Linked DNA regions of Homo sapiens: all the other regions are linked to region 6. A link is a contact called in ENCODE Hi-C or POLR2A ChIA-PET data. All regions are on one chromosome and are shown on one strand. Each heading gives the region's core, a stretch centred on a gene start or an enhancer-like site at or near the end of the contact. The rest is flanking DNA. Distances are from core to core; before and after follow the strand shown. Region 1 holds the start of ZNF134 (zinc finger protein 134). Region 2 holds the start of ZSCAN22 (zinc finger and SCAN domain containing 22). Region 3 holds the start of ZSCAN18 (zinc finger and SCAN domain containing 18). Region 4 holds the start of ZNF417 (zinc finger protein 417). Region 5 holds the start of ZNF552 (zinc finger protein 552). Region 6 holds the start of ZNF470 (zinc finger protein 470). Region 7 holds the start of ZNF274 (zinc finger protein 274).

Region 1 (2,700 bases), core at 20-2,519, 1.0 Mb after region 6:
ACGAGGTCAGGAGATCGAGACCATCCTGGCTAACACGGTGAAACCCCATCTCTACTAAAAATACAAAAAGTTAGCCGGGCATGGTGGCAGGCGCCTGTAATCCCAGCTACTCCGGAGGCTGAGGCAGGAGAATAGTGTGAACCTGGGAGGCGGAGCCTGCAGTGAGCTATGGTCGCACCACTGCACTCCAGCCTGGGCGACTGAGCAAGACTCCGTCTCAAAAAAAAAAAACACAAAACAACTTTTGAGTAATTTAAACAATTCACAAATGTTTTTGTCTTTCTTTCCCCATACACTCGCCCTTTTCTTTTTTAAAACCATAAATAAATCTCAATTCTCAATTCAGACACTGTCGGTGTAATTGCAGGTGAAATGAGAATCACCTCCCAGCCAAGAAATCTGATCCCAATTTTCCAAATCTTTATTTCTGGGTTCAGACACCACATTTTCAGCCCCTGTCTTGGCATATAAAAGCATTTATAATGGTTCTTCTTTTCAGATAAGAAACATCACCAAAAGGAAATAGATATATCTCAACTTTTGGGCTAGGAACTCTCATTTGGATAAAAGAATATTTCTCCTTTGGTTGGACATTAGTGACCATACAGGCAGGAAAGGTGCCTTCCTTGACCACCTTCTCTCGCCTGTCTTCCTCCTCATGGTTCTCTCAGGTATTTTTTTTCTGAGGAAACCAGAGGAAGAGCTCTATATTAGTCCACTTGCCTCAGGGAGCTCCAGCATCCCTCCATAGCCACTGTCTGGAGACCATTCTTCCACTCCATGGCCCTGCCTGGGGACAATTCTCTGTTAACTCTGACCCAACTGAGGCTCACAAAACTGACTCAAAGCTTCCCTCTACAGTACACATATTTTTTAAATGAAGGAAATTTGACTGAACTATGAGTGGACTCAGAGTGACATTGGATGTTGTGTGTCCATTTGGTGGTGTGGCTTCAGGGAACATCTGTAAGAATATATCCCAATATTTCGGGGATCCCTGCAGACCTCACTACACAAGACCTGGTTGAGGGTCCTTTAAAAGGAGCGAAGCCACGCCCTGACCTCAGAGTCTCAGGGCATAATTTCTCAGCGCCCCTCGCAGTACCATTTGGCCTTTGCCCAGCGTGCAGGGGAGTTAGCCGTCACCACGGCCAAGTGCACATGAGAACTGCATTGCCCAGAAACCTGTGCGCCGCCCGGCGGCGGCACTCTTAGGGGCGTCTCCCTGCGGACGGAAGCTCTCTGGGCGGGACTTCCGGTATCTTCCTCGCGGTGGACATCTTGTCGGCTCTTAGGTGGAACCATCGGAGCAGAAGCTCGGGGTTGCTGGGCGGTTCCGAGGTGACGGAAGCGGGAGGGTGCGGGAGAAGTCGCTGTTCGCTCTGCGGAGTGGCTCGCCAGCGAAGACCCCGCCTGCGCCCCCGGGGACGGACGACCGCGGTGCCAGGGTCCCGCGACCTGGGACCCCCTCGCGGCTCCGGGTGGTCTACGAACTGTGATGGCGGCGGCCGCGGTGATGGGCCCGGCGCAGGTGGGTGCTGCCTTTCCCAGACTTTCGCCCGCCCCAAATCCTGAAGTTCCAAATGAGGAGCGCCTGTCTGAGTCCCTGCAGCGCAGGCCCCAGTGTCCAAGGCAGCGGGGCGCTGGTGGGTGGGGGCGAGTGTGACTGGCAGAGGGGCAGCCTGAGCATAGGTTTGGAGCTGGACTGAGCCCGTAGCAGTCGGGAGCGTGTGTGAACCGTAGTCAGGCCTGCAATGTCGAGGGGAGAAGTTGCTCCTTCATTGCGAGGACGATAGGAGCCATGGCGGGTTTTGAATGGTGGAGGGAAGGGATCCGAAAAAGGATTTTTAAAGTATTCCAATGTTTGCTGAGGAGGAAACCGACTACAGTGAGGTAGAAACGATGAGGATGGAGGCAAGGAGACGTTTGAGGAGGTCCCTGCAACAAACTCCAGAAGTGTTGCGGTGGTGGCTGGGCCAGAGCAGTGGCAGGAGGGGTTGGGTGGGGAAGTCATGAGATTCTGGGTAGATTTTTAAAGATGGAACCAATGGGGTTTCCTGCCGCATCAGATGTGGTCGTGAGTGAATGTAGGGAGGAAAGGGCTATCCAGGGTTTTTTTGGCCTGTTTTCCTTCCTGAACGTGTGAAAGAATGGAAATTGGTAAGTCACAGCAGGGAGCACGTTTCAGGGGCATCAGGAATTGGGTTTTGGACTTGGTGAATCTAAGGTGTTCTGCACTGGAGGTTCATCACGGGTAGCTGAACATGCAGGTCTGGGGTTCTAGAGAGGGAGTTGTGCTAGAGACTTCAATGGGTGAGGCATAAGGTCAAAGCCTGTAGTAGATCAGATTTAGAGGGTGGAATTTCAAGGAAGTTATTTTGTGTGGTCTCTGAAGTGAGAGGTGGGTTTAGGGTGGAAGGCCAGGGATGAAGGGGTGGACACTTAAGATTCCTTCCAGAAAGGAGGGGTCCTGGCATGTGAAAGCATTCTAGATGGTGTTGTTGGAAGTCAATGCTTGGTGCTGCAAAGTGAAACCAGCACTCAGGCAAAAGTTTTCTCAGCAAGGCAATTTACTTCTGTGCAAGTGTGCTGCCTGTGTTAATCACGATCCCAAGAGCACACTGAACAAAGGAGGGAAGGGGTTTTTATCTCTAACCCATAGTCCCTACCTTCCTCTGTGTCACTCCCCCATGGGCTGGG
Region 2 (2,712 bases), core at 175-2,674, 1.8 Mb after region 6:
CCTGCTCAATGTCTCTTACACATACACACACACACAGAGAAGATACATTCTCACACACAGTCCAGGCATCGACTGAATCACACAATCACACTACCATTCACAGTCACCGTAACAACATCACACACAGTCTAGGGCCTTTATACTGTGTCAGGTCCACCCCATTACCTCTAAGTATCTGTCTCAGACACAATTACACCTGGTGCAGGCAAACACAGCTGCATGATTATCACATATGATGATTAAATCACAGGTCACACACACGCAGAGTAAGCACACAGAACAACCCACAAACCTGGTCACAGAGTGACTCATGCAGACAGACGCCCAGCTCAAATTCAGTAAAAAATGATACACATTTATAAAAATGATTACATGTGTTCACAGAGAGCCACACATAGCTACACTCAATACACACCCTGACATAGGCAACCACACCGCTCACCTCTCACAAAGGCACCTTCAGTACTTACACAGACACTCACACCCACAAGCCCTCAGACAGGCACCCTCTCCCCTCACTCCTAACATGGGCACCCTCACCTCTCACCCAGGTACCCTTGTTACTGGTGGAGGGTGTCCAGGTTCTTGGCATCTTGAACAAATAATTGGACAAAATGCACAAAGAAAAGAATGAAGCAACAAAAGCAGAGATGTATTGAAAATGAAAGTACACTCCACTGTATGGGAGCAGGCCGGAGCATAGGGGCTCAAGAGCCCGGTTACAGAATTTTCTGGGGTTTAAATACCCTCTAGAGGTTTCCATTGGTTACTTGGTATATGCCCTATGTAAATGAAGAGGACGAAGTAAAGTTACAAAGTGATTTACTCCATGTACGCCCTGCATAAATGGAGAGGATATTTCCTACCATAGCTGCAGTTTCCATTTGATTTACTTCTAGGAAGTCCTTAGGTTCCCTGCCTCCAGACCCGATTTTCTTGCCTCACCCTTACCCCTCACCCCTCACACAAACACCCTCAGCCCTCCCAAAGCCACCCTCAGCCTCACACAGCCGCCCTCACCCTCAGCCTCACACAGGCACCCTCAGCTCTCACACAGGCACCCTCAGCCCTCACACAGCCGCCCTCACCCTCAGCCTCACACAGGCACCCTCAGCCTCACACAGGCACCCTCAGCTCTCACACAGGCACCCTCAGCCCTCAGCCCTCACACAGCCGCCCTCACCCTCACCCTCACACAGGCACCCTCAGCCTCACACAGGCACTCTCACCCTCAGCCTTCACATTTCCCTCACCTCCAAGTCCCGCCTTTCGCGCATCGCCTGCTGCTCTCCCACTCAGCGCCACCTCAGTCCCACAAAGGCCGGGCTGGGATCCTGTGGCCTCCGTGCTGACCAACGTCAACTACAATTCCCAGCAGGCACCGCGCCTGGGTACACTTGAGCTTCCGGAGGACGCCGGGAATTGTAGTCCTGGCGGGCGTGGGCCCTTGAGGTGTGCTGGGAGCTGTGGTCCGGGTCGGCGGGCGCGCAAGTTGGCTAGTCTCTGCGGCCACCTCCGGAAGGGTCCGCCGGCTGTGCTGGTGAGGTGGGTTTCGGGGGTGTTCTCCGTCCTGATCCAGGCTGGAGAGGGGCACAGCAGGTCCAGAAGCCGCGAACCTCTGGGGCGGCCAGAGCGAGATGCGGGGTACCGCCCAGCGGGTAGAGAGTGAGAGGCTGACTAGGGGACGTGAGTAGACGGACTGCGAGTGCCGGACACACGCGCAGAGGATGTGACGGACTGACGGACCAGGCGTGGACGGACCGTGTGTGCACGGACTGACGGACCCGGTGTGGACAGACTCACGGACCGAATGTGGTGCGGAATGACACACTGAGTGCCGGACGGACCGACGGAGAATGTGTCGGACTGACGGAGTGTGTGTCGGATGGACTGATTGACCGGGTGTGGGGCGGACGAAGTGTGGAGCGGGCGGACAGATAACAGATAAAATGTAGGACCAGTGGCCTGGGAGGGTGTGGGGCGGACCCGTTTATGTGTCTGATAGGCGGTTCTGTGTCTGACACCTCTTGGGTGTGTGTATCTGACGGGTTGGAGTGTGTGATTCTGATAGGTTGAGTGTAACACTAACCATGGAGTGTGTGACTGACAGAGATGGTTGCCGTTTGAGACTTCCTACGTGGGTTGTGAGATACTGTGAGAGGGTGAGCGTGTGACGGTGGGATTTCAAGTGTGACTGATTTTCTTTGTGTGTCCTTGAGATGGTGACTAAGATTATGAATGACTGTGATCAGAATAATACTGTGTGATGGAAATGCTGCGAGGGCCTGTGTTTATTTTTGAGACGGAGTCTTGCTCTGTTGCCCAGGCTGGAGTGCAGTGGCGCAATCTCGGCTCACTGCAACCTCCATCTCCCGGGTTCAAGCGATTATCCTGCGTCAGCCTCCCGAGTAGCTGGGATTACAGGCACCGGCCACCACACTTGGCTAATTTTTGTATTTTTGGTAGAGACGGGCTTTCACCATGTTGGTTAGGCTGGCCCGGAACTCCTGACCTCAGGTGATCCACCTGCCTAGGCCTCCCAAAGTGCTGGGATTATAGGCATGAGCCACCATGCCTGGCCAGGCCTGTGTTTATTTGACTGATTATAGGTGACATTGAGATATTTCCTGTGTCTGGGTATTTTGAAGGCTGTGGCTGACAGACTGTACCTGAGATAATATGTGTTAATATCTGATTGACTGAGATTTTTAT
Region 3 (2,700 bases), core at 19-2,518, 1.5 Mb after region 6:
AACCCGAGGCCAGAAATACCCAGGAAGTCACAGATTCAAGCATCATGCACAGAAAACAGCAACTCGATGCGACACGTGGTCCCGCTCTGACTCCAGGGCAGGAAACCATCCGCAGGACATGATGGGATGGGGGAAGTGAAATGGAACCGAGGAGGTGACATGGAACCAAGTGACTGTGCCACTCAGCCTCGCCCAGGAGTCAGCAAGGACACAGGCGAATATATGGGAAAGTGGAAGGAGGGCAGACAGAAATGGGGGAAGCGGGGAGGGAAGGTAGCAGGGAGAGAGAAGACAGGAGAGGAAGGAGCAAGAGCAGGGAAAGCCAGATAGTCTGGACGGGGGTAGAGGGGGATTGGGAAAAGGAAGGAGCCCAGGAGGGTGAGAGAAAGGAAATGGGGAAGGAGTGATGGGAGGGTGAGTCAGGCCCCCACCCCAACCCCCTGGGTCAGGACCGAAGCCAGTACACCCACTCTTGCCTCTTCCACGAGAGAGGTCTCCGGGGTGGGCGCAGACACCTAACTCAAACAGAACCCACCCCCAGGTGACTGGGGAGAGGCGAGATATTCCAAGGGTGGGGGCAGCAGAGACAATGCCCATTCTAGGCACCCCTTTGGTCCCCGCACCCTCCATCCCTTCCCTGCTCCAGCCCCTGGGGCCACAGCCTGCCCAGCGTCCCCCCACCACGGACACCCTCACATCCTCACACCCTCAGCCCCCACTTCCTCCCCTCCTCTTCCCTTCAGGAGCCTCCCCCTCCCTTCTCTTCCCCACTCAGGAGCCTCCCCCTCCCCCTTTTCGCCCCCCTCAGGAGCCTTCCCCTCCCCCCTTTCTCCCCCATCAGGAGCCTCCCCCTCCCTCATCTCTCCCCCATCAGGAGCCGCCCCTTCCTGTTCTCCCACCCACAGGGTGCCCTAAGCGCCTCCCCTCCACGAGCCTACACGGGGTGGGGGTTGCACTAGTTCCCTACCTGCCTGCAGGGCCCCTCACCGATCTGGATCTCAGCCACCTCCGGGGGGACCCGGCCCCTGCCCCGCACTCCACGCGAAGGGATGCCAGACCCTCGGCCTCCTGGACGCACAGCGGGGGCTCGCACCCCAACCCCGGGAACACCCTGGCCCCTTTCCCTAACGCTGCCCACTGAGGCGTCCTCACCGTCTACCCTGTTGGGGTCGCTCTCTGACCCCCGCGCTGCATCCCCGGGACCGACCCACCTGCTGCGCAGCTACCCCAGGCCGGTCCCAGCCGCCCGGAGCCCCAGTGCGCGATGGCGGCCGGCAAACTGCGCCTGCGCACTGGGCCTCACCGCGGACTACGACTCCCACAATGCCGCGAGGCTGTGCCGCGCACCGGGGCGAGCAAGGGAGCCGTGACAGGTGACAGTGCGCATGGCCAATCAGACGCGAGTGTGGCCTCCCGGCGTCCCGCCCACTCCGGCGCCTGCGTCATTTTGGGCACCATGGCAACGAAGTAAACAAGCGGGTAAATAATAGACCCCTGACAGCCAGAGACCCGGAGAAACAAAGACGGTGAGAAACGGAGAAACAAAGACAAAAAGACGCGCAGACCGGGAGGGAGAGAAGCATGAAGGCCCACAGACGCTCGGGGGCAGACCAAGACGCCCTGGGGTCCCCGAAACAGAGATGTACAGAGTCGGACACGGAAAGGGAGAGACCAGCTCACGGTTAAGAAAGGAGGGAGACCAGCCCAGGATCAAGAAAGGGAAAGACCAGCATGGGCTCAAGAAAAGAAAGAGACCAGCTCAGGCTCAGGAAAAGAGAGAGACCCAGAGAAAAGGAGCACTCGAGGCTGAGACAGATCTGGACAGAGATACAGAGACAGGGACCAGCAGACCCAGTACTGGGGAGACAAGAGGTGGAGACCCAGAGACACTGATGCGCTAAAATGGGTTCTACAGTTTCAAGGAGTGGATAGAACTCAAAGATTACCCACCCCAGGGATTCAGGAGCTGCTGAAATGAGGGAAATGTGAGTGGCAGCTGGGGTGAGGGCTTTGGCAAAGCCCCATATAAATGTAGCCCCCCTGGAAGGCAGGATAGGGCCAGGAGCTGCTTCCCATTTCAGTTTTCCAGATAGAGGCGCTTATGAGGATGCCATTTTGGTCGTTTTTGTGTGAACTGATTTTTAAAATGTATATCTGAACAGTTTATATATTTTAAATTTACATACACCACACATTTTGGTATTCAGTTTTATGAATTTTAACTCATATCCACCAACAAACTCGGGACAAAGAATAGCTCCACTGCCCAAAAATCCTCCTGCTGCCTCTTGGTAGTCACTCCCTCCCCACCCATAACCCCAGGAACAGCTAATCTAAGTAGTCCACTGCTACAATTTTGCCTTCACAGTGTCATATAAGTGGGATCATACAGTATGTGGCCTCTTCAGATTGGCTTTTTCACTGAACATAATTCCTTTGAGAGGCATTGAAGTAGTATGTATCAACAGTTCATTCCATTTTATTGAGAAGTAGTATTCTATGGTATATAGCAGTTTAAACCTTCTCCCACTGAGAGATATTAGGATCGTTTTAAGTATTTTGCTATTAAAAATAAAGCTGCTATGAACATTCGTGTACAGATTTTTCTGTGAACGTAAGTTTTCACTTTTCTGGGATAAAAGCCCAAGAGTGCAGTTTCTAGGTCACACAATGAACACGTGCTTATTAGTGTTGTAAGAA
Region 4 (2,790 bases), core at 1-2,500, 1.3 Mb after region 6:
AATGCACAGCCCTCGGCCTGCTTACTCTTCCAGGGAGAGCTCCACCTCACACTTTGTTCCAGACAGGTTCCATCCTCCCGGCTCCGTCCATCTCCAGGCCATTGCCTGCGCCCCTCCCTGTGCTTGTTGCTCTCCCCACCGCATCCCACGGGTGTCAGAAACAGGTGAAACCGTCTTTGCAAAATTATAACTGAGGAAATTATGACAGTGAAAGAAATCAGACCTTACTGACTCCGTCTTGCTTCCAACCTTTCAGCTGTCCTTGTTCATTCCTGGGTATAGGCTGAATTAACTTAGGGAAGGAATTCAGTTCATGGTTTCACTCTGAAACAAAATTGATAATAGCCCTTTCCTGAAAAGACCCCCTTCTTGCCTGGAGAACAGCCTGCCTTTGCAGGACTAACGAATTAGCTACAAGGTTAGAAATTACCGTTTAGGGGTCATGCAGCTTCTGACTCCAAGAGTCTGAACCTCCCCAAGTTGCTCCTGAAGATAAATCACTATTGTAAAACCTAAGATCAGTGCTTGAGGTATTTTGCAGATCCTGCACTGGATGGATCAGCTGACAACACACAGACCGGTAATCTGGGTCAATCAGTTCTGCCATCCCACCCAGAACAGAAAACAGCATGAAAAACTCACTTTAACCCTCTATGAATCCATCTCAGGTCCCAACCCTTACCGCCAAATTAATGTTGAAAACTCTGATCCCGGAATGCTAATGGAGACTGATTTGAGTAATAATAAAACTCCTGTCTCCAGAACAGCCTGACGGCTCTGCGTCAATTACTATTTCTCCATCGCAATTCTCCAGTCTTCATAAATCGGCTCTGTCTAGGCAGCTGGCAAGGTGAACCCACTGGACAGTTACACAGGGACCCCCACTGGACAGTTACACAGGGACCCCTCCTGCGAGCGCCTCAGTGTTCCTACGCCGGGTACCGGCTACAGACCCGTGAGCAGGAGCCGCTCCCTCGCTGGTTTAGGACCTGGGTGACGATGGGGTGACCTGAGGGCACAGAAGGCGCCACAATTACCTGAGTCGGGCGCCTCGGCGCAGCCGCTGCCATCGGACTACTTGGGGAAGCACGGCCCGGGAGCAGTGGTCGCCGTCACGGGGCTGCAGAGCCGCCTCTGGGCACCGAGGACGATTCCTCTCCACCTTCTAGGTTCAGTCACCGCGGTCCCCCCCCAGCACTCAGGGGCCACAAACTGGGGAAACACCCGCGTCACCGATACACAGCCGCTACTAGAGACCCCGGAAGTCTCAGCCTTACGTTACGTGCACACGTGGAAATGCCTTCTTTCCGAGTGCTCATTGGCTCTGACCGGCTGTCGTTTAACGCAGAGCTTTCTGGGTAATGTAGTTCCCCACTTTCCATGGCGCTAAAAAGAGCGATACCCAGAGTCCATCTGCAGGAAAAGCCCGCCATCAGGTCAGGGGTTCTCCTTAAAAAGCGCACCCTTCTGGCCGGGCGCAGTGGCTCAAGCCTGTAATCTCAGCACTTTGGAAGGCGGAGGTGGGCGGATCACGAGGTCAGGAGATGGAGACCATCCTGGCTAACACGGTGAAACCCCGTGTCTACTAAAAATTCAAAAAAAAAAAAAGTTAGCTGGGTGTGGTGGCGGGCGCCTACAGTCACAGCTACTCTGGAGGCTGAGGCTGGAGGAGAATGGCGTGAACCTGGGAGGCAGAGCTTGCAGTGAGCTGGGATCGCGCCACTGCCCTCCAGCCTGCGCGACAGAGCAAGACTCTGTCTCAAAAAAAAAAAAAAAAAAAAAAAAAAAAAAAAAAAAAAAGGCGCCTTTCTAGGGCAGAGGAGGGGTCTCACCTAGCCTTAGAAGCCGTATTGAGATTCCTGGAGACTAGTGTCTGTAACTAATCACTCAAGAATCTGGAAAAATACTGTTTCAGATTTCGGGGAGCGCAAGGTAAATAATAGGGAGCTCAAGCTAAAACTATTATTTAGGATTCTCCTAAAGGCTAAAAATCCAAATTACCACACCGTTTGAAACAGTCGTTCAGTCGCAAAATACCTGCACTGGAAGCAGAGGCTGATAAGCGTTGTTGTGTTATAATGTGTCTGAAGGCCCTCAGAAGCCTTAGAGTGCCTAAGGCAAATGAAGGAAGTTAGGGATGTGCTCCCCTATAGCAGGAGTGCAAAGCTGAATCTCTGTGATTCCTACAGAAAACAACTCTCCTGCTGATAGAATCTGTGAAAGGAAAATCTTGTGGCCTCAAAATTACTAAGCTAAAGGGAAAAGTCAATCTGGGAACTGCTCAGGGCAAACTTGCCTCCCATTCTATTCAAAGTCTTCCCTCTCCTCACTGAGATAGATGCCTATTCTGATTGCCTCCTTTGGAAGGACTTATCAGAAATTAAAAAGAATCCAACTATTTGTCTCTCTACCTGTCTACCTGTGACCTGGAAGTCCCCTCCCTGCTTCGAGTTGTTCCCGCCTTTCTGGTCGGAACCAATGTACTTCTTACATATATTCACTGATGTCTCATGTCCCCCTAAAATGTATAAAACCAACCTGTACCCCAACCACCATGGGCACATGTCGTCAGGACTTCCTGAGGCTGTGTCACGGGCATGTGTCCTCAACCTTGGCAAAATAAACTTTTTCTTTTATGAGACGGAGTCTCGCTCTTTGGTCAGGCTCGAGTGCAGTGGCGCGATCTCGGCTCACTGCAACCTCTGCCTCTCGGGTTCAAGTGATTCTCCTGCCTTAGCCTCCCGAGTAGCTGGGAGTACAGGCACGTGGCATCACGCCAATTTTTGTAGT
Region 5 (2,700 bases), core at 176-2,675, 1.2 Mb after region 6:
CACACATCTACTCTCGCACATCCTCCTCTCAAGGTCCTCAAACATAGGAGAAACTAGGCCCACTGGTCATGGGGTACAGCCACCAACAACAATAGTTAGTTGAACAAATAGGTATCTGTGCGGTGGCTGTGATATAAGAGTCCACCCCCTCCTGACAGGCACTTCCCCTAGTATGGCCGAGGTCATGGAAAGCCCAATGTGGCACCTTCAGCACAGCAGAGATACCCTCTCTGAACGCACCTCATTCTTTTTTTTTTTTTTTTTTTTTTTTTTTTGATACGGAGTCTCGCTCTGTCACCCAGGGTGGAGTGCAATGGCGCGATCTCGGCTCACGCAACCTCCGCCTCCCGGGTTCAAGCGAGTCTGCTGCCTCAGTTTCCCAAGTAGCTGGGATTACAGGCATGCGCCACCACGCCTGGCTAATTTTGTATTTTTAGTAGAGACAGGGTTTCTCCATGGTTGGTCAGGCTGGTCTCTACCTCCGGACCAACCCGCCTAGGCCTCCCAAAGTGCTGGGATTACAGGAGTGAGCCACTGCACCCGGCCCCACCCTCCACTTTCTTGTATGCGTTCCTTAAATGCTTCTACAGCCATAAAGGCCTGAGGGAAGAGGCTGACTTTACAGGACTGTGTCCCTGATAGGATCTGGTAAGCTCAGGCCTCCCTGAACGCTTTTGTGTCCACGGAGCCAGGTGACCTTGGACTATTGTCTAACCTGCGTGTCTCAGCACAAAGTGTCATCTCTACCACCTATATGATCTACAAGGATTCAATCTCAAAGGGCCCCAACGTCATCCCCTCTCTACTCTGTTATTTATTTGGCCTTTAGGAAACTTTAAAAGCCTGGACTTTGATCCAGTCCCTTCTTTCTTGGAAATTCTCCTATTTCTAGTGTCCTCGCAATGATTTCACAGCCCCCAGCCTCCTTGCTTTTCCAGGAGGAGTTCCGCCTCACAGGTTGTTCCCTACAGGCGCCTGTGGACCCCAGGTTCCATCCTCCCGGATCCGTCCATCTCCAGGCCATTGCCCGCGCCCCTCCCTGTACCTGTCGCTCTCCCCACCGCATCCCACGGGTGTCTGAAACAGGGATCCCTCCCGAGAGCGCCTCAGTGTCCCGACGCCGGGTCCGGGTTGCAGAGCCGTAAACAGGTGCCGCTCCCTCGCTGCTTTAGGACTTGTGTGACTAGGAGGTGACCGGAGAGCACGGAAGGCGCCACAATTACCTGAACGGGGAACCTTAGCGCGGCCGCCGCCATGGGACCACGTGGGGTAAGCTGGGTTGAGAGCAGCGGGCGCCGTTAAAGAGCTGCAGAGTCACGTCTGTGCAAAGAGAAGAACGACTCTCGACCTCCTGGATCCAGTCACCACCACGGTCCCAACACAGCGCTCCAAGGACTCCCTAACGCCAATGGAAATGGTCGCTACTAAAGGGCGCCGGGAGTCCCGCCTCTACCTTACTTGCGCACACGGAAACGCCTTCAATGTGAACTCTCACTGGCTCTGCCGTGCTGTCATTTGACGCAGAGCTTTCTGGGTAATGTAGTTTCCCAGGTTCCAAGGCCGTAAAGAGAGAGATTCCCAGGGGCGCTTCGGAAGGAAAAGCCCAGCTCCACCTCCGGGGCCCTCAGGGAAGCCTCCTGACCCGCACGGTGGCGCGCGCCTGTAATCCCAAATTTTGAGAGGCTGAGGTGTCAGGACTGCTTGAGCCCAGGTGGTCCAGGCTGCACTGAGCTATGACTGCACCACTGCACTCCAGCCTGGGCGACAGAACCTGTCTCAAAAGAAAAAGAAATGTTAATTAAGCGTTTGTGCTGTTAAGGGAGGAGACCACCTCTCATATTGTTTTATGCCCAATTTCTGCCTCCAAAGAAACAAGTAAAAACTAAAAGGCAGAAATGAAATCCACAGGCAGACAGCCAGGTGCCAACCCTGGGCCTGGTTAAAGATCGACCCCTGACCAAACCGGTTATGTTATCTATGGATTCCAGACATTGTATGGAAAAGCATTGTGAAAATCCCTGTCCTGTTCTGTTCCGTTCTGATTACCACTGCATGCAGCCCCCAGTCGTGTACCCCCTGCTTGCTCAATCGATCACAAACCTCTCATGTGGACCCCCTTAGAGTTGTAAGCCCTTAAAAGGGACAGGAATTCCTCACTTGGGGAGCTTGGTAGTTGGAGATGTGAGTCTTGCCAAAGCTCCAGGCTGAATACAGCCCTGCGGCTTGTCCTGCTACATTTCTTGGTTCCCTGACTGGGAAGCCAGGTGATTAACAGATAGTCGAGGCAGCCCCTTAGGCAGCTTAGGCCTGCCCTGTGGAGCATCCCTACAGGGGACTCTGGCCAGCTTGAGGGACGCAGAACCTGAGAGCACTCCCGGGTAGGCAATTGCCCCAGTGGAACACCTCGCCAGAGTGGCGTGTGGCAGGCCCCCACAGAGGATCAATGCAGCGGCTGAACACTGGGAAGGAACAGGCACTTGGAGTCCGGACATCTGAAACTTGGTAAGACTAGTCTTTGGAACTTGCCCACTCCATTTGAGTGGAAGGGTGGCCTGATCACCCACGGCATGCCTGTACCGGCACTTTGGTTTTTGTTTTTGACTTGATTTGGATTGCTTGATACTTTCGTTTTGGTTTTGACCTGGCTTGGATTTCTGGATACTCTGATTTGGATTTTGATTCTGGTTTGGTGTAAACGGT
Region 6 (2,700 bases), core at 201-2,700:
TGGGAATGAAGGCTTCCGAGCTCTTTATATGCCAGAGCTAAAATGAGAATATTATCATTTTCATCCAACTCAAATAACCACAAACGTTACAAGCTCTAAGATGATATTTGCTGTTTCATAGTTAAAGTATCTTCACAGCTAGACTTGGCTTTATTATGTTGTTTATGATGTCTGACATAAATTGGATCCAGGAGAGTCCAGTCTAGATGTCACTGTGTGGCCTTGGGTGATTGAGTGTGACTGGGAGGGTGAGTTAGTTTCTGGTGAGCCAGTATCTATGATGCTGTATCTTGGTCAGCTGGGGCTGCTATAACAAAATATCATAGACTAAGTGACTTGACTAAGAGACTTTATTTTTCACAATTCTGGAGGCTGGGAAGTTAAAGTGCTGGCACATTCAGTTCTTGGTGAGGGCCCCGTTGGCTTGCAAATGGGTTACATCCTGCTGTGTCCTCACATGGCCTTTGCTTGGTGGTTGTGTAAACATGGAGACCCCTCCTTCCTCTTTTTTAATAAGTGCACTGACCCCATCATAAGGGTATCACCCTTATGACCTAATCTAAAACCAGTTACCTCCCCAAAGTCCCACCTCCTAACGTCATCACACTAGGGGTTAGGGTTTCACCATAGTAATTTTGGGAGGACATATTCAGCCTATAACATGTTGTGTCATGGTGAGACTGGCAATGCTAGATTTCGTGATTTCCTAAAAAATAAAATAAAAATAAAAAACTAAGCACCTACTATGTGCTGTTTTAGTCACTGAGAATATAACCCTGAACAGGACGGAAGCTGTGTGCCTTCTTGGAACCCTCCTTCCAGCAGGGAGAGATAAAATGGGGTGGGGGGAGGTGAGGGGCGTACCGTATATCAGAGAGCAGTAACTAGTAGGCATGAAATAAAACAGGTTCCACACGCGCACCATCAGAAAGTCACAAGTGTGCAAAGCAGACAAATCCCAATCTCCTCACTTTTCTATCGCGTAGGCCCCGCCCGCGCCCCAAGCCCCGCCCTGTCATGGTTTTCCTCTCCAGAGGGTAGCCGCTACGCCTTACCGACTGCGTTTCAGTGCTGTCCCACTGCTCCTGCACACCCCACGCCTGCGACCCTACCCACCACGGACAGGCGCTCCTGCGAGCTGGAAGCCAGTTCTCTGCGTCCTGAGCCTGGCAGCTGCATCTGAACACTCGGAGCCTGGCGATGGCTTCCAGAAACCCCTGCGCCGTGGGTCGCTTCAGTGAAGGGGCCTGTACTTCGGCGACCCAGACTCCGGGCTGAGAGGCCTCCTAATCCAACCAGGAGGACCAGGAGAGGCCCAAAAGGGGACACAGGGCAGTGACCGCCAGGCTTGGAGAGGAGCCGCTCCTGGCAAAGCCAGCGCCCTATTTCTGAACGCCGCCTCCGTTCCGGACTACACTTCCCAGGGGCTATTGCAGCGGAGGACACGCCCACTTCCGGAAAGGACCCAAAGCCGGGCGAGTGCACGTCCCGCCGGTTGCTGAGGAGAAGGGAGGTCTGGGCGGGGCAGCGGCCGAGGCTGGACTGGGGCGCGGCGGGGGCGGTGTCCTGGTTCCTGTGTGGGCGGCGGGCGTGAGCGTGCGCGTGTGGCCTGGTGGCTGTGAGTGCCCATACGTGGTGAGCGTGCGGTGCTGTGCTGAGGAGGGGCGAGCGCGCGCGGGGATGGCGGCCCGGTGTGTGACTGTCCGGTGCGTGGCCGCGAATCTGCGCCTGCGTGCATGGCCCGGCGGCGTGCGGAAGGCGGTGTGTGTTGGAATGAGTGAAGCACTTTAAGTGGCCAAGAGCAGGAAACCCGGCCGGAGGAGGCTTACCCCGTTCTCCCCTGTATCGACTGCGTAGAGCCCAGTGTGGGCAAAGTCCTAGAGCCCGGGGAAGTTGCCCGGGCGGGGCAGCCTCGGCTGAAGCATTTCCTGTCAGCCCTATCTGGAAGGGGCAGAGCCCAGGACAGGGCTCCATGTCCACAGGACGGCGAGGAGCGAAGACCATGGGGACTGAGTACACAGGTAAGAGTGACAGATGACGGATGTGGCTGCCGGAGTGGACATTGAGGTTTTGGGTGCTGTCTTTCGGGGTTCAGGTGCTGGAGGAGGATGTCCCCCGTTTCTAAGGCTAGTGGACCTGGAAGTCGAAAGATTTGGAGGGTCACCTTGGGTCAGAGTGGAGCTGGGTTTAGTTAGGGAGGGACCTTGACTTGGCCAGAGACACCTAACCAGATAACCTGACTCAGGTCCTTGGTATATCACTAAGGGCCCATGGGAGAGAACACTACCCGTAATATTACCCATTATAGCATTACTTCTGGGTACTCTGCTGCTGTTGAAGGAATAGCTCAGCATTTAGATTTTTACCCGTCAGAGCCTTGTCCCATCTATCACTGTAGGATTTGGGAAGAAGGCGAGATTCACAGCTTCACCCAGAAATGCCGAGGCATTCCAGCCTTTCTATGGCTTAATCACGTTCTAGTCAATAACGGAAGATATCCCCATTCCTTGGGCTTCTCTCCCTCCCCTCTGGCCTCCCACTCCAATAAAGAGAAAGGGGGAGGAAGGGCTATTTTTAGCCATATTGTTCTGTGCTTGTTTAGTTTCCTGCATGCTATAGTAATAGCTAATGTTTAATGAGTGTTTATTATGTGCCAGACACAGTTCTAAGACCTTTTGGGAGTATCAGCACCAAACTTCA
Region 7 (2,700 bases), core at 18-2,517, 1.6 Mb after region 6:
CATACTAGCTAGGACTATACAATGTTAATTTTTTAAAGTTGAAATATGGAAAAAGAAGATATCAAATTACTTATTAATTGGGGATGGTGTTGTATCTATAATAGACACGAAAAATCCAATGAAATATTATTAGACTATAAGATATCTGCACAGTCTCTGAGTAAATACTCCTATGCCAAAATCAACACACTAACAGCAACAATTAAACAATGTGTAGCCTGAGGTTGGATCCTCCACAGTGACCAAAAAAACCAACAACCCGTGGAACAAGTTTAGCAGGCAGTGTACACGACCACCAGAGGGAGGCAGAGGGCTGCTGAGACCTGCCAGGAAATATCAAGAAAGAGGACACAGGGTCCTGAGCACTGAGAGAGATCATTAGGGCCCTCAGGTCCCAAGAAGACAAGACCATACTGGGACCTGGGACCTAAGGAAGATAAGAAAACACCAGATGTCGGTCCTTGAGGAAGCCAAGAGAATACCTCCTTGTCCTGAGCTCCCAAGGAAGATGAGAGCACCCTGGGCCCAAGGATGGGTGGCACACACCAGGTCCTGGACAGCTACAGACTTAGGTTTCCTCTCCCTAGACATGAGCACCTCAGCTTCCAGGAGCAAACTGGACCACAGGGGGACACTAGGCAGAGGATCCTGCTCCTCCTCCCCAATGCCTGGGGTACAGTTAGCCCTGATCATCTCTCCAGAACTAGGGTAGACGTTTGGCCTCATTCCCATCACACTTGTGGTCCACCTAGTCTTCCCTCCTTCCCCTTGCACACCCCTGACCTTCCTACTCCCTTCCTCTAATCCCCAGAACTAGGGTGGACGTTTGGCCACGTTCCCATCACACTTCCGGTCCTCCGAGTTTCCCTCCCCTCCCTGACCTTGAGTGGACACTTGGCCCTGTCCACCCTCACTTTCAGGCAGGACCCATCTCCCAGAAACATAAGTGCCGTCAGTCCCAACTCCTGCACACTTCCGGCTCTCCCAGTCCTCCCCTTCTTTCTCGACTTTGAAACTGGTGGAACTTCAGTACCTCTCCCCACTCCCCCCGCGACTTCCGTCTTCCAGTCCCCCTCCTTCCCCAAAAGTTGCGTGGACTCTAGCCCCGCCTCCTACATTCTCCCCGCCCTCCCTGTCCCCGCCCCTCCACCCAGATGGACGGCCAGTTAGGCCCGCCCCCTGCACTTCCGGCCCTACCCGCCCTTCCTCTTCCCAAGGGACGTCATAATTAATCCCGCCCCCACCGCCACCCAACCAAGCATCACCCATTCCAGCACTTCCGGCCTGACCCCTGTCCAGCGCCTTTCCTTTCTCCAGCTTCTGCTCTGCCCCAAGAGTGGTCGCCTTCGTGGCAGGGCACGACTCTCTCCCAGCTCGGGTCGCCGCCCACATTAGTGTGGGGCCCTGCGGCCTAGCGTCCCTCACCAGAGGCCTCCCCTTGCCTAGCTGGACCGCCGAGGGACATCGACGAGTATCCTCCTCCTGCTGTCCCCGGCTTCGCCTGCCGCCCCTAACCGGCCAGTCAAGATGGCCGCCGCTGGGTGAGGCAAGCTGGCGCGCCGCGGGGGCGTCTGGGAGTTGTAGTTCGGGACGGCGGGCTGACGCACTTCGCCGCCGGCCGACGGGCGCCATTGTGCGGCGCGCGCCGGGTGAGTGCCGCGCGAAACCTGCGTCCGTCGGGGGCTGCGCTGGGCGGGTCCAGAACCGTTAGTTGGGGGCGAGCGCGGCCTCTGCATTTTCCGCCGAGCTCGGGTACCCTGAGCCGGCCGTGCCTGCAGTCCTCCCGCCGCTCTGTGGGATGGGGTCGGTGACCCGGAACCCCGAGGGGAGACAGTGCTTTCGGGGCGCCGCGGTGGAGAGAACAGATCGCCTCCGGAAGCGTGGGGTCTGGGCCAGGGAGGCGATCCCCTCCGATGCGCGGGACAGAGGAGGCTCGGTGTCCTCTCGGGGAGGGGAAAACTGGTCCTATCCAGTCCTGTGGGAGTCCTATGACTCACTCTGGGCGTTTTCCAGTTTGGGTGGACTTGTCATTTCCCGCTGAGGGAGCCGTTCCTGGGCGGAGGCTGCGGTAGCTCCCCAGCGGACACCTTAAGCCTCTCCCTCCCCTCCCAACTTCGGTTTCCTCAGGACTCTGCCCACTTCCACCAGAGACACATTGAGAAGGAGGAAACTATGGCCTCCAGGCTTCCGACGGCCTGGTCCTGTGTGAGTAGAGGCTTCCTTCAGCTTTTGAGTCCGCTACTGCACCTGGGAGGATGCGGATGGTGGTGAGATACCACCTTCCCTGAGATACCCCCATCCTCCAGAGCACCTCGGGGAGGGGGTAGAGATTGGTTGGGCATGAGAGATCCTGCGTGATGGTGGAACCGCAGGTTGCTTGGTTTTCCAAGGGTGTAGTTAGAATAGAGACCAGATTGTAGGGGCTTCTGAAGGCCAGGTTAAGGCTCTTGCTTGTATCCTTTATATTGGGAAGAGTAATTGACAGGTCTTTTGTTTGTTTGTTTTTTGTTTTTTGAGATGGAGTCTCCCTCTGTCGCCCAGGCTGGAGTGCAGTGGCGCGATCTTGGCTCACTGCAACCTCCGCCTCCTGGGTTCAAGTGATTCTCCTGCCTCAGCCTCCCCGAGTAGCTGGGACTACAGGCGTGTGCCACCATACCCAGCTAATTTTTTTTTTATTTTTATTTTTTGTGTGTGTTTTTT

What was found. Hi-C counts contacts between places; a loop is a spot of excess contacts on that map. ChIA-PET counts read pairs that join two places held with the same protein, here RNA polymerase II (POLR2A). Pooled maps may share reads with other maps.
Region 1: a loop to region 6 is called in a pooled map, with 7 times the contacts of the local background. The contact joins the promoter of ZNF134 here to the promoter of ZNF470 in region 6. A Hi-C loop is called at or near these places in 6 of 50 pooled maps.
Region 2: a loop to region 6 is called in a pooled map, with 14 times the contacts of the local background. The contact joins the promoter of ZSCAN22 here to the promoter of ZNF470 in region 6. A Hi-C loop is called at or near these places in 5 of 50 pooled maps.
Region 3: a loop to region 6 is called in a pooled map, with 13 times the contacts of the local background. The contact joins the promoter of ZSCAN18 here to the promoter of ZNF470 in region 6. A Hi-C loop is called at or near these places in 6 of 50 pooled maps.
Region 4: a pooled map shows a loop between it and region 6 (13-fold over the local background). The contact joins the promoter of ZNF417 here to the promoter of ZNF470 in region 6. A Hi-C loop is called at or near these places in 1 of 37 single-sample maps with no recorded cell type and 7 of 50 pooled maps. POLR2A ChIA-PET finds 5 or more read pairs at or near these places in 1 of 52 experiments (activated naive CD4-positive, alpha-beta T cell).
Region 5: a pooled map shows a loop between it and region 6 (11-fold over the local background). The contact joins the promoter of ZNF552 here to the promoter of ZNF470 in region 6. A Hi-C loop is called at or near these places in 6 of 50 pooled maps.
Region 7: a map of gastrocnemius medialis shows a loop between it and region 6 (5-fold over the local background). The contact joins the promoter of ZNF274 here to the promoter of ZNF470 in region 6. A Hi-C loop is called at or near these places in 1 of 168 maps with a recorded cell type or tissue (gastrocnemius medialis), 2 of 37 single-sample maps with no recorded cell type and 11 of 50 pooled maps.

The regions. Positions count from the first base shown.
Region 1 is chr19:57,612,973-57,615,672 of GRCh38, forward strand. ZNF134 (zinc finger protein 134) reads left to right here and starts at 1,270. Exons shown (of 3, transcript NM_003435.5): 1 at 1,270-1,531. RefSeq lists an enhancer at 1,165-1,344 and a silencer at 1,475-1,524.
Region 2 is chr19:58,325,570-58,328,281 of GRCh38, forward strand. It overlaps ZSCAN22 (zinc finger and SCAN domain containing 22), which reads left to right and starts at 1,425. Exons shown (of 3, transcript NM_181846.3): 1 at 1,425-1,545. It overlaps LOC105372480 (a long non-coding RNA gene), which reads right to left and starts at 1,679. Exons shown (of 3, transcript NR_144444.1): 1 at 1,254-1,679. RefSeq lists enhancers at 1,310-2,052, 1,396-1,725.
Region 3 is chr19:58,096,963-58,099,662 of GRCh38, forward strand. ZSCAN18 (zinc finger and SCAN domain containing 18) reads right to left here and starts at 1,269. Exons shown (of 7, transcript NM_001145543.2): 1 at 1,212-1,269.
Region 4 is chr19:57,915,342-57,918,131 of GRCh38, forward strand. ZNF417 (zinc finger protein 417) reads right to left here and starts at 1,251. Exons shown (of 3, transcript NM_152475.3): 1 at 1,038-1,251. The coding sequence starts at 1,070. RefSeq lists enhancers at 1,008-1,297, 1,316-2,171, 1,568-1,627.
Region 5 is chr19:57,813,488-57,816,187 of GRCh38, forward strand. It overlaps ZNF552 (zinc finger protein 552), which reads right to left and starts at 1,426. Exons shown (of 3, transcript NM_024762.3): 1 at 1,224-1,426. The coding sequence starts at 1,256. RefSeq lists an enhancer at 1,701-1,750.
Region 6 is chr19:56,566,018-56,568,717 of GRCh38, forward strand. ZNF470 (zinc finger protein 470) reads left to right here and starts at 1,451. Exons shown (of 6, transcript NM_001001668.4): 1 at 1,451-2,021. ZNF470-DT (ZNF470 divergent transcript) reads right to left here and starts at 2,004. Exons shown (of 2, transcript XM_047439806.1): 1 at 1,056-2,004. The coding sequence starts at 2,004. The coding sequence ends at 1,066. RefSeq lists enhancers at 1,131-1,180, 1,191-1,400, 1,781-1,890.
Region 7 is chr19:58,181,794-58,184,493 of GRCh38, forward strand. It overlaps ZNF274 (zinc finger protein 274), which reads left to right and starts at 1,268. Exons shown (of 8, transcript NM_133502.3): 1 at 1,268-1,649; 2 at 2,128-2,205. The coding sequence starts at 2,173. RefSeq lists enhancers at 879-1,592, 1,261-1,680, 1,593-2,304, 1,931-2,120.